2 separate regions of the Homo sapiens genome follow, and region 2 is linked to region 1. A link is a contact called in ENCODE Hi-C or POLR2A ChIA-PET data. All regions are on one chromosome and are shown on one strand. The core of a region is the stretch at or near the end of the contact, and the rest is flanking DNA. Distances in the headings are between cores, read along the strand shown.

Evidence for each region. A loop is a pair of places that touch in the nucleus more often than their neighbours do. ChIA-PET counts read pairs that join two places held with the same protein, here RNA polymerase II (POLR2A). Pooled maps may share reads with other maps.
Region 2: a loop to region 1 is called in a pooled map, with 3 times the contacts of the local background. The contact joins two enhancer-like sites. A Hi-C loop is called at or near these places in 2 of 37 single-sample maps with no recorded cell type and 3 of 50 pooled maps. POLR2A ChIA-PET finds 5 or more read pairs at or near these places in 2 of 52 experiments (Caco-2 and activated T-cell).

What each region holds. Positions count from the first base shown.
Region 1 is chr16:11,073,113-11,079,672 of GRCh38, forward strand. All of the region lies in intron 19 of CLEC16A (C-type lectin domain containing 16A), which reads left to right. Among named protein-coding and RNA genes, the nearest start is that of CLEC16A, 130 kb to the left of the region's middle. Within about 2 kb of position 3,484, at least 3 of the 41 ENCODE cell types and tissues checked have a DNase peak (open chromatin) inside an H3K27ac peak, as active enhancers do.
Region 2 is chr16:11,679,507-11,686,112 of GRCh38, forward strand. TXNDC11 (thioredoxin domain containing 11) reads right to left here. Exons shown (of 12, transcript NM_015914.7): 11 at 4,659-4,739; 12 at 1-331. Among named protein-coding and RNA genes, the nearest start is that of SNN, 14 kb to the left of the region's middle. RefSeq lists an enhancer at 1,713-2,069. Within about 2 kb of position 2,210, at least 17 of the 41 ENCODE cell types and tissues checked have a DNase peak (open chromatin) inside an H3K27ac peak, as active enhancers do.

The DNA of each region.
Region 1 (6,560 bases), core at 2,234-4,733:
CATGAAACCCAAGAGGCAAGTATGTACATGGCATTCAAAGAGTTGGATTGCAAGGCGAGTGTGGTTTTGTGGCACTTTGGCCTGTTCTCTGCCCCCACCCCCGGGGTCCCGTGTTTTTGTCTTTAAAGGAAGCACAGTCCTCAGTCCTCATGGGGTCGCTCCACAGGTAGACATTTAATGGAGCAGCTGCTCATCACCCGACCTGCTGACTTGGAATCACTCCCAACCCTCCTCCAACCTCACGATCGGGGGATCATCAGCTCCCTGGACTCCACAGCTCTGCCCCATCCCTGGTCTGGCCTCTCCACACCTCTCCCCTGCCCAGTATCTCCCCCATTCTACCCCAGCCCATGGCCTTGCGCCACGCTGCTTCATCCATCCTGATGCCCAGTATGTAAAAGGCGCCTAACCCGCCATCATGTCCCTGCTTGTAAACTCTCAGATCCTCGCAGTGCAGCGGCCCAAGCTACCCACGACACTCCTCTTCTCCCATATGTCTTGCTGCATCTGCCCACACAGTGCCCAGGCTGCTCACAGGCTCCTGGACACAGCCTGCCTGCCCTTGTCGCCCCTGCCTGGATGGCCCTCCCAGCCTCCTTCCTCCTGCTCCACGTGCCTTGTGCACATTTCAGATGTGCGCTTACCGCTCTGTATATCCCTAGGGCCTGGCACAGGGCCTGGCACATAGTAGACACTCAAGGCTTCTTGGATTGAACTGATTAAAGCTTTAGCAGTCACTGTAATTATTCATAAACACTGAAGGACTTTCATTAACATAGAAATAGCATTTCCAAATCTCATCTTGAGTAATTTCAGGCAGTTGGATTGTGAGTTAGAAAAATGATGTTTGTTCATCATTAACATACATTTGAATAGTCAGGTTCCCACTGCAGACTTTTGTCCCCCTCTAATGACATATACCAAGTATCTTAAACCCATCTTGGCATTTTCTAAAAATGTAGATTGTTTTGATTTCAACGTTTGAGCTACCCCAAATTATTTAACCTCTCTAAGGGCTAAAATGCTTCCTCTTTTCTTCTCTTTTTTTTCTTTTTTCTTTTTCCTTACCCCACTTTGAGGCAGGCACCCTGAACTTGACAGATTGGGAAAAAAATCAAGTTTCAGTTAAACCACCAATTCTCTAAGGAAATGGAAAACATGGAATTCACAATGTTTCCCCTCTCTATGAATTAAACTTCTTCCCTGTGTACTTGATGAATAATGTTGCTGGCCACTTTTCAGAAATGAAGTAGAAATATGGAGAAATGAAATTTGTATCCTATAAACTGACTGGAAATGGGATTGTAATAGAGCTGTCAGTTTTGTTCAAGTGGAAAATTTTTAAGTAAATCCAATTGCAGTATTATTTGGTTCTTTTAAAGGAGAGGGTGATGTAGCTGTTTCCTGTGTATTGATTATTTGATTGGTACCTGTCTGCTGGACCTATTTTTTTTTCCTCAGTGGCATTCATTGATGTGGTTTAATGTATATTCCTGTAATCTTTCCCTGTTTTATAAACTTACAATCATAATTGAGCCACATTAGAGAGACATGTTCTGCTGAGATCACAAGGTCACCTAATGACTGTGCCCTCTTTTGTTGTTGATGTATTGAAGTGGCTCTAGGACAGTTCTTCTGAAAAACACACACACACAAATTATTCTTTTTTCCTTTACAAAGCAGGATTTCTAGATTCAATTCTATGCATTAGAGAAATGAGGCATTTGAGTAGTGGAGACTGTTTGAGCTTTTTTTGCCTATTAAAATTATTGTTTTTAAGCCAGGCACAGTGGATCATGCCTATAATCCCAGCACTTTGGGAGGCTGAGGTGGGAGGATTGCTTGAGCCCAGGAGTTGGAGACCAGCCTGGGCAGCATAGTGAGACCCTGTCTCTACAAAAATTTTTTTAAAAATTAGCAGTGAGTAATGATTGCACCACTGCACTCCGGCCTGGGCAATCGAGCAAGACCCTATCTCAAGAAAAAATATCTATATTGTTTCTGCTGAAGGCACTCTACAGTTGAAATACTTTTTCAAAATACCAGTCCTTCCCACACATTTGGAAATGGGACCATGGTTTTGATTTCTCACAAAGGAAGGGACTTAGTGGCTTAGATTTGCTCAAAAAGCAGTAACTTCCGAGGCACATCAACCCTTGGGATGTGGACAGCTTCTGGGTGCAGCTGCACCAGAGGGCTTCCAGGGAGGGGCAGGGGTCCTGCTGGCGGTTGAGTCCCAGCCCAGCACTGTGACCTTGGATATGTCTGTGTGTGTGTGTGTGTGTGTGTGTGTGTGTGTCTGTGTGTGTGTGTGTATGTGTGTGTGTGTGTGTGTGTGTTTTGAGACATGGTGTCACTTTGTTGCTTTGGCTGGAGTGCGTGGCATAATCATAGCTCTCTGCAACCTTGAACCCCGGGGGCTCAAGGGCTCCTCCCACCTTAGCCTCTAGAGTAGCTGGGACCACAGGCATGTGCTACCATGTCCAGCTAATTTTTAAATGTTTTATAGAGATGGAGTCTTGCTATGTTGCCCTGGCTGGTCTCAAACTCCTGGGCTCAAGCGGTCCTCTTGCCTCAGCCTCCCAAAGTGCTGGGATTACAGGTGTGAGCCCCTGCGCCTGGCCTTGGCATGTTTTTTGACCAGGGGGAGGATGAGGTGCTTGGGAGGATGAGATGTCAGGAGGATGAGACGCTGCCTATCAGTGTTTAGCACTGTGCCTGGCGTCTTGATAGAGCCCAGTTGACGAGGGCTGGCAAAGAAGCTGGTTTTTGGGTTTCTCATCCAAACCCCACTACTCCTCTGTCAAGAAATGATCACTCTAGTTATTCAGCCAAACCTTGGAATATCCTTGTTTCTTCTCATCCCTGTGACCAAGCTCTTAGCAAATCCTGCCAGCTTAAGCATCACATAGATAGAGAACCCAGCTCCGTCTCACTGCCTTTAGCTCCCCTGCAGCTGGTGGGGATTCTAGAAAACTGGGACTAGGGGGTCAGCTTCCTCCTCTGCCCTTTCCACACCAACAGCCAGTAGAATCCTTTTAAATAGACGTCAGACCCTTCAGTGGTCCTGGCTTCCCATTGTGGTGTCAGCTCACTGTGCCATGTGTGCCCCCCATCTGCTCCTCACTGTGCTAGCCCAGTCATACGGAGCTCAAGAGATTTCCCCCTTGGGCCACCGGCTTCAGGGTGCCCCAAAACCCCCACTCTGCCCCACAGGGCTGCCAAAGCCAGCCTCCTTGACAACATCTGGCTGACGGGGAGGGGAGGGCAGTAAGAGCCGCCACAGAAAACAGGAATTCATGGGGGGAGTGGGGTTGAGGATTAACGTTGAGTTTCAAGACATCCCTCGCTCCAGCCCACTCTGTGAGCTGTCTGGGGCTCCGCCTACACACAGCTCCTCACCCTGAAGCTGCTGGGTTCCCCTGCATCACACGCCCACCTTCCCCAGTGAACCCAGCCACCAGATTTGACACAGGATCCGGTGATTGCTCAGGCCTCAGGAGGGGAGGGTTGCCTTCTGGCCCTGATATCTGATCAACCACAGAACACCCAAAACAAATCTCTGAACCAGTGACAGACAGCGCGACCTTTAAGGAAGGTGTAAGTCAGGAGAAGGCCATCTCTCCTATACATCACCTCTCCCAGCCCAGGAAGCTGGCCTGCCAATTGCCCCAGAGTCTGGCCCAGCCACTGACCAGGTCCACCCTGCCCTCAGCCAATGCACACTCTCCAGCCCACCCCAGGGCCTGCTGGGGAGATCAGGAATCGAAGAATGGAGCAGCACTTCCTCCCACCCTCTTGTAGGAGGGAGATGGGTTCTATTCAGATTAGGCAGAAACGCTGAAAAGTATTGTGACCTTGAATCCTAAATCCCCGTTAAAGTTGAGGCTTAGGAAGCACCTGAAATCACAAGGACTGATCATTAGAATCTATTTAAAAACAAAGAGCAGGGCCGGGCACAGTGGCTTAGGCCTGTAATCCCAGGACTTTGGGAGGCTGAGGCGGGAGGATCACTTGAGCCTAGGAGTTCAAGACCAGCCGAGGCAACATGGAGAGACCTTTTCTCTACTAAAAAGGTCGGGCGTGGTGGCTCATTCCTGTAATCCCAGCACTTTGGGAGGCTGAGGCGAGCGGATTGCCTGAAGTCAGGAGTTGGAGACCAATCTGATTGACATGGTGAAACCCTGTCTCTCCTAAAAATACAAAAAAATTAGCCGGATGTGGTGGCATGCGCCTGTAATCCCAGTTACACCGGAGACTGAGGCAGGGGAATTGCTTGAACCAGGGAGGTGGAGGTTACAGTGAGCCAAGATTGTGCCACTGCACTCCAGCCTGGGTGACAGAGTGAGACTCTGTCTCAAAAAAAAAAAAAAAAAAGAAAGAAAAGAAAAAACATTAGCCAGGCGTAGTGGCGTGTGCCTGTAGTTTCAGCTACTTGGGAGGTTGAGGCGGGAGGATCACTTGAAACCTGGGGAGATTGAGGCTGTAGTGAGCTGTGATCGAGCCACTGCACTTCAGCCTAGGGGACAACGTGAGACCCTGTCAAAAACAAAAAGAGCAAAATCCTGATTTAAGACTTAAGAACTCTGGTGGAGGGTGTGAGGGGTCTCTGTATTGCTGGTGACCAGCACAATGCGTGGTGCTGCAGGCGGCCTGGACAGATTTTTCAAATGAATGTCAAATGTTGTTCATACTTCTAAACTTTTAAGAAATGTACAGAATATGGCTAGGCGCGGTGGCTCATGCCGGTAATCCCAGCACTTTGGGAGGCTGAGGCAGGCGGATCACTTGAGGCTAGGAGTTATGACTAGCCTGGCCAACATGGTGAAACTCCATCTCTACAAAAAAAAACGTGTGTGTGTGTGTGTGTGTGTGTGTGTGTGTGTGTGTGTGTGTGTTTAGAGAAATGTACAGAATACTGAGCTTGGGACATGTAAAAGCATAAATTTTCATTTTTACTTTGACCTGCCTGAAAATAGAAGTGAAAATGTGTTTGCCACAGGGGAACCGCTCTAGGGGCATCTGATTTGCTCCTAGGCCAGGCCAGGACAGAGCTGTGACCAAGCGTGAGGGTGGGTGGTGCGAAGGCCCTGTGGTTTCTGGCCCAGCAGGACTTTGAAAACAATCTGTACCCAGACCTCACTCCAGAAGGTTCTGAGTCACTGGCTCCGGGGTGGGGCCCTGACATCTATATTTTCAAATGCTCCCTAAAGGATTCCATTGCATAGCCAGTGTTGAGAACCATGGGATTAGACAGAGTGAGGAATGTTCTGGAACTCAGCACTCAGTGTCTGCTTTGCTGCTTTCCATGAATTCTAGTTCCCTCTAGGAACTCTCCTTGCCCACCTGCTAATCAGCCAGAGGCCATCAGGAAGGCTGGCTTTGGTAGCATGGTACAGCAGTCACATCTCTCTAAGTTCCAAAGTCAGTTTCTCAGGTGGAAACCACCTGCCGTCCCAGTCACCCTCACAGATCCCTCATGGGTGAATGACATTTCTCAATGAGGAGTGGGTCCGGCACAGCCAGTCTGAACTGCAGGGCTGCAGTAGACCCCGTCGTTGAGCAGGTTTTAGAGGAAGAGGTTGGCCATGTCAGATGAAATCCTGGTTTCTTTACCAGGGAGAATCATGCTGGGCACTTTGAGGGGCGCTCAAGGGATAGGCAGGAAGAGCCAAGCCCATGAGGGAGGCAGATTCCCATCTGCCCCTAAGGTTCCCTCATGGGTCTGGCAGCCCGAGAGGCCTGTGGTATTTAAGCTGTTTACGCTTCTCTCCCTCTCCTCTCCACTTTCCTGCATCCGTGTAGTTGAGTTTGTGGAAGTTAAGCTTGCATACAGTGTGCCTCTACCTGACTTGAAGACAAATCACTTGCCCTCTCGAGCCTTGGGCACCTGTCTTGAGAGGAAGGGCCTGCGTAATAGGTTGGGCCTCCTGGATGCTCCCCAGCCCTGCAGCCCTGCAGCCCCACACACAGCTACATGTGTGCTCAGAAGGTAGCTGAACCCATTCTGTGCTTGGCCTTGTGTATAATCACTTGCATGGGCTAGGCAGGAGATTCCCTTGCAGAACTTGAAACTCCCTGCAGCACTGAAACTCCAGCCATCCCTATCTCTTGTGGTTGTTCTGAACCAGTGCCAGTCTTGGAAATGGCCTGTTTTGTTTCAGGCAGTCATAAAAATGCCTTAGGAGTAGAGACTGTCCAGGCCAGAGTCAGCCAGCCAGACCATGGAGGCTCAGAAGTTGTTGGGGCTGAGCTGGCCTCCCCCAGTCCTCACAACTTTTTAGTCATTTGCTAATAATTAAGAGCCAAAAGTTCTCATCCCATCTTCCCTCCAGCCTTTGGACTGACTGGGATGCCACCATTTTTTATACAAGGTTCAAGGTGAGATAGACTTTCTTTCCTTTTCCTTCCAAATTCTCATGTAGAAAAGCCGCATGCAACTTCCTGGTTTTTCAACTTGGCACATCCACATTATCTTTTTGCATTTATCTTTTTTTTACTACCTATACCCTGGCCTTTGAATTTTATAATACACTTTGCATTTTTCTAAATGCAGTTGG
Region 2 (6,606 bases), core at 960-3,459, 610 kb after region 1:
GTGTGCGTGGAGCAGGCTGTGCTGCTCTTCCAGGGCCCGCTGCTGCTGCCGCAGCCGGTGCTCATCTCTGCGGGCACTGGAGAGCTGGGACTCCACCTGCACTTGTGCTCGCTGGAGGCTGCTTATTTCTGCTCTCAGTTTCTGGATCTCTCTCTCCAAGTGGGAGATGTGCCCCCGCTGTAAGACTGCCTCGCTCTGAAGACACTCCTTGGTAGGAGAGTTAGCCACATTCTGGGGGCTGGAAGCAGGGTCTGAGTGATGCAAAATGAACCTCAACAGGTTTGGAAGGGTGATGGGGACGTCTTCGGGGTATTTCACACTTAGGTCCTTTCTGGAGAGAGAGGGAAAGGAAGCAAAGACAGGAGTCACACCAACACAATGAGTCCAAAAGCAGGCTGTACCTGAGGCCAGGCCATCTACTTCTCACCAAGAAAAGACGTTCCGTGGATTTTACTTACTGAAAGTAAGGAAAATGTTGCCTGGGCAAGAAATTCTCTACAAAGCTGAGGCTGTCCCATATGCTCGTTCTGTAATTAAGATGGCTTATCTGTTCCTGAAGCCAGAGCTCAGCTTCACCCACACCCTCCAAGAAAGACAAGAGCTCCTAGGCCCAGGCCTAAAGCCAGTGATGCAGGGCCCCAGGAGTGTGTAGGCATGGGGCCTCTGTGTGCTCGGAGATGCCCAGCGGCTGTGTCAGGAAGAGCGTCCAGGGGAGGCAGGAGTGTCCCACCTATGTCCCTCTTGTGCCCACTGACAGTGCCCGGAGAAAAAGGAAGAACTTGAAAGATACCCAGTCTGTTTCTTCAGCAAGCATTTATTACACATTCTCTAAGGCAGGGGTTCTCAACTGGGGGTGACTGTACCCCCATTCCCCAGGTACATCTGGCTCACACCTGGCAACCTGATAACTGGCAAACAGCCCAACCAAAGGACTATGAATTCAGGCTGCCCAGCCCTGAGAGCACAGAATAAGGAAGGAAGGTGACATAGAAAGGGGTTTTCCCTACAGCTTTGTTCCAGGTCCTGATCTAGAGATCTAGAAAATTCCTCTTCAGAACTTGTCATTTAATCGTCTGATGATGTTTCTCTCACATATCTATTTACCTGTGCCTGTACAGCCTGGCTGCAATTGATCAAAACTACCAGCTTTATGCACTTAGGTATGAGGTGGGCCGGCAGCCGAGTTTGTCTCCCTCAGGTGTTAACAGAATGGAAGTCAACAGCAGGGACTCCAGAGCCTGGCTGCCCAGGGCCACTGGACCCGGCCGTAAATTGTTTTATAATTTTGGGGTAAACATTCAACCATCCCCTCCTTTAAAGCTTAGTTTTCTTAACATATAAGCTTTCTTCAAGTGGGGCCCAGCCATTCAAATGACAAAGCTGGGTGTGGTGCTGTGTGCCTGTAATCCCAGTGCTTTGGGAGGCTGAGGTGGGAGGATCGCTTGAGGCCAGGAGTTTGAGACCAGCCTGGACAATATAGTAAGGCCTCATCTGTATAAAAAGTAAGATAAAAAAATTAGCCAGGCAAGGTGGCACACACCTGTAGATCCAGCTACTTAGGAGCCTGAGGTGGGAGGATCACTTGAGTCCAGGAGTTCAAGACTGCAGTGAGCCGTAATTGCACCACTGCACTCCAGCCTGGGCAACAGAGTCAGACCTTGTCTCAAAAACAGAAAACCAAAAAACCCCACAACAACTGAAAACACATCGTGGCCCTGTCAAGTGGGCCCATGGAAGAATACCAGACGCTGGACCTGCCCCCACGTTCTGCGGCACAAGCCTGGTCTTGTAAGGCAGAGTAAACGTGAATTACTTCCCAGAAAAAGCTGCCAAGATCCCTCAGGATGTCTACCTCCAGACATTTACAGGACAGTGACATCCGTGAGCATGCTATCTGCTAACTAAGAGGTCTTGGTGCACTCTCCATCAATGTCCCTAATGGGCACACTAAAATACTGCCACACTTTGTGAAAGTAGCAGGGACAGAGAATGTCAACAGTCTACTTCCAGGAAAGCAGTCATGTGAAACTATGGTGGGAAGAGGTCCCCATGTCTATGCAACTCTCCTCTAACCCTGAGGGAGTGGCAGGGCACACCTCTAAAAAACTGTGATTCTTCCCCTGGGACACATCAGAGTCTCTTGGTGGACAGGAGCACCCATCTCCCCCTCATCACCCTGGCCCAGGGCCAGGCCAGAGCACCTATATTTTGCAATGTCACACAGAGTCTGACGCAAGTGCTGGCTGGAGGAGCACCTGCTCGGTGGAGCAAGTGGCTCCAAGATGCCTCTGCACAGGAAGGCTATGTCTCCCTCAAGGCCCCACCCCTTCCTCTTCCTCCCAAGGACAGGCTCTTGCATTTTTTTCCTTCATGATTTTTATAAATCAAGACATGCTCTTTGTAGACAATTTGCAAGGGATGTAAAAACATACAAGCAGCACCTTCAAATCACTTGCAATCTCACTCCTCTGAAGTCATCAATGTTAACACCTCAACATTTTCCCCTCTGTGAACATCTCCACCTAGCACATGCACAAGTTTATATTTTATCACAGTAAATATACAATTTCATATTCTTTTCACTAAAAATAGCATAAGCAGGTGGACAATGAAAAAGGTCTTACTACATGTTATCCAACAGCCTTTTTCATTTCCTCTTTTGCAAGCTGTCAGCTCACGCTGCTTGCCCATTTACCTTCTGGCTAAACCAAACACTCGCTTGGGACCAGCTCATGATGAGCATACTTTACTTCTACCATTTATTTTTAGGAAATGAGAAAAATTCCATTCCAAAGCCATAAAGCTTTGGTTTACCAACATCCTTACATTAAAAGAGAAGTGGACAGTCTTCTTATGTTCGATATTTAGAAACGACAAGGGTAAGGGCCTGCAGCAAGTGCCCAGCATGGGGCCGGAGAAATGCGCACATCTTCACGTTTCCCACACCAGGCAGCCTAAGAACGAAGGTCACTCAGCCCAGACGCAGGCCTCCAGATGACGCCCCACCCTGCCACCTGTTCCGCCTGTGTCTCTCTACACAGATGCATTTCTGCCAGCTGCTGAGAACTTCTTCATTAAAAGGCATGTGCTGGGTGCTAAGATTTTCATATTTTTTCAAACTATGCTTGGAATTCAAAAATTATACGTCATTAAACTACATGCCCAACTCCTGGCCCACACAGATGAAAGTGTTAGTGTTACTGTCCGTGATTCCTGGACTATGTGGTAATTTAAACACTTCTTAGAAAGAAAAAGCCTCATCACAACTCAGTCAGCAGTAGAAAAGGGTGAGTCACATTCTGTTTTTAGTGCATGATGTGACAAGACCCTACTACCACAGAAGTACTCCCGCAAAAATTCTTTGAGATACAAAGCAAAAACCAAGGGAATGATTCAATAGATATGAAGGAAACACTCTCCTAGAGAAACATGACAAGCTGAATCGCAAAAGGGAGGCAGGAAATTAAAACAGCAAACGTCATACATGCGAGCCAGGGAACTCCCTAAATGATGCTGCAGACACTTTCCCCTGGAGAGAAGATACTGTCAAAGTCATGTGAGTGGGTCCCCAAAAGGACTCAACTTTCTAAAAACCAAAGGGAATCTATAAAAAGGGAGCAAACATCCAGTGTATTAGGCTCTAAAGGACCAAGAGTTAATTTCTTTTTCCACTAAAACATCTGCATCTACGTTTACTAACTGGAAGTCCGCTCCCCCTTGTTAATGTCCTGCTTGCAGGGGCTTCCGGGGTAGTTGCCGTTAAGAACTGCACCTGGAATACTGATTAGGCAAGTGTGAAAAAATCAAGCGACCATCCCATGGCGGACGTTCACAGCAGTCTGCACGCATGGGAGAAAACCCCTTTGTAGGCCTCCTGGAATCCGAGAAAAGGACGTGCCATGGGTAAGAAAGCCACCCTGTCCTCTGTACGAGAGGGATGAGGAGCTGCTGGGAGGCCAACTGAGAGACAAGCAAGTGGAAGGCTTGGGGCAGGCAGGGCTCCACAGATTCTCTGCTGTTTTGCCCCACACAAACATTGCACCACTGCACTCCAGCCAGGGCAACAGAAGAATCCTGTCAGTCTCTGCGTCCTCCATATGTTCATACAGGCCATGAAAGCTAAGAATTCTCACGGCCACATTCAAGCTCGGGTAAGAGATAGACTGGGAAAAACAACCTTTAAAAGATCCATACCACACATAACATCCTGACACTACAACCCTTTTATGTCCCTAAGGACACTTTTTTTTTTTTTTTTTTTTTGAGGCAGAGCCTCGCTCTGTCACCCAGGTTGGAGTGCAGTGGTGTGATCTTGGCTCACTGCAACCTCCGCATCCCAGGTTCAAGAGATTCTCGTGCCTCAGCCTCAGAGTAGCTGGGATTACAAGCATATGTCACCATGCCTGGCTAATTTTTGTATTTTTTGTACTGATGGGGTTTCACCATGTCGGCCAGGCTGGTCTCAACCTCTTGAGCTCAAGCAATCTGCCTGCCTCAGCCTCCCAAAGTGCTGGGATTACAGGCATGAGCCACCACGCCTGGTTCCTAAGGGAACATTTTTTGAACATAATGAATGATTTACATCTTAAACCCATTTCATTTTCAGACCTCCACAAAAGAATCCCAACTGCCCACCAGTGACAAAAATTTGGCATTACCTGTTGCAGGGAAAAAACAAGACAGTAGGAAGACGATCGACCATAAATTCCCAAGGAAGGTCATTCTGAGACACGTCAATCCTGGTAAAGGGAAAGAACAGAAATGGCAGATGATCAGCCCAAGAAACACCAACTTGAAAGAACCTTCTCAGATAACTTCAAGAACCTGGTGCATTTTTTACACCCCACATTGGGCTAGTCCCTTCTCGATGAATGTACTACCAGGTGTGAGCTGGGCGCTGATACTTCCAAGACATACAACATTCTACTACGTGGACGCTTTCCACTGAGTGGCAATGTGATGTCCTGAAAGTAAAAATGAACTTGCAGAAAATGCCGCACTGACACCTGAGGAGTCATTCACTCCTCACCTGACAGGATCTAGCCAAGTATTTTAATCCCTGAATAGCTCTGGGAAAAGAAAGGAAATCATTGAGCAAAATACATCAAGCCCCTCTGAAGATGGAAAATTATACCCTCTTTATGTTGTAAATCTGGATAGAGACCAAAAACAGCCTATTTTCTTAGCAGATTTGACATTAATTTTCTAATACAGAAAATGACATCTGTACTAACTCACCCAGCCTGTGCTCAATCACTGTGGGAGCTAACCGCAACTGCTCTAGAGGCCTGCCCCGGGCAGCTGGCACAGAGCTGGGCACACAGCTGGGCGCCCACACTCGGGCTAAGCAGACATGGAGCCACAACAGCATCCTTTATGGAAGGGGCTGCATCCTCCTTGCGGAGGGGCTATTCAGCTACTATTCATAAACAGTGCACACAAAAGATGAACATGTTTTCAATCTTTACCTTGACAGAAGTTTTTAGAAAGCATAACTGGGGGGAGTGAGGGTGCGGTAAGTGTCATGTATGTGTCCAAAAGGATGAAATTTGCTTTTCAAAAAATGGCACAACCAGGCTGAGCACAGGGGCTCACGCCTGTAAATCCAACACTTTGGGAGGCCGAGGTGGGTGGACTGTTTGAGCCCAGGAGTTCGAGACTAGCCTGGGCAACATGGGGAAACCCTGTCTCTACAAAAAATTGGCCGGGTATTCTGGCACATGCCTGTAGTCCCAGCTACTTGGGAAGGTGGGAGAATCACCTGAACCTGGGAGGTTGGGGCTGCAGTGAGCTGTGATTGCACCACTGCATTCCAGCCTGGGCAACAGAGTGAGACCCTGTCTCAAAAAAACAACAACGCCGGGCGTGGTGGCTCACGTCTGTAATCCCAGCACTTTAGGAGGCCGAGGCAGGCAGATCACGAGGTCAGGTGATCGAGACCATCCTGGCTAACGCGGTGAAACGCCACCCGTCTCTACTAAAAATACAAAAAATTAGCTGGGCATAATGGCGGGCGCCTGTAGTCCCAGCTACTCGGGAGGCTGAGGCAGGAGAATGGCGTGAACCCGGGAGGCGGAGCTTATAGTGAGCTGAGATTGCACCTCTGCACTCCAGCCTGGGCAACAGAGCAAGACTCCATCTCAAAAAAAAAAACAAAAACAAAAAACAACAACAGCAACAAAAGGCATAACCAAATGAAAACCATTTACCAAAAGTTTACTAACAAAACAGCACTCCTGCCTCACCTGTGCCAGCCTACCTAAAACATTAGTGTTCCTTTCTAAACAAGTGGGAGTGAACACTATATTCCATAATTAAATGCTTTTTCTCACTTGATTCTTACTTCAAAGAAAGCAAACTATAAAATTAAAACATTGTAAAAATCCACTCAGAATTCCATTGGGCTAAATAAGGCCCCCCTTTCTTATGCAGGCTGCAGGCTTGGTCTATATGCTTACTTTTTTTTTTCTGAGACACAGTCTTGCTCTGTCGCCCAGGCTGGAATGCAGTGGTGCAATCTCAGCTCCCTGTAACCTCCGGCTGCTGGATTCAAGTGATTCTCCTGCCTCAGCCTCCTGAGTAGTTGGGACTACAGGCACGTGCCGC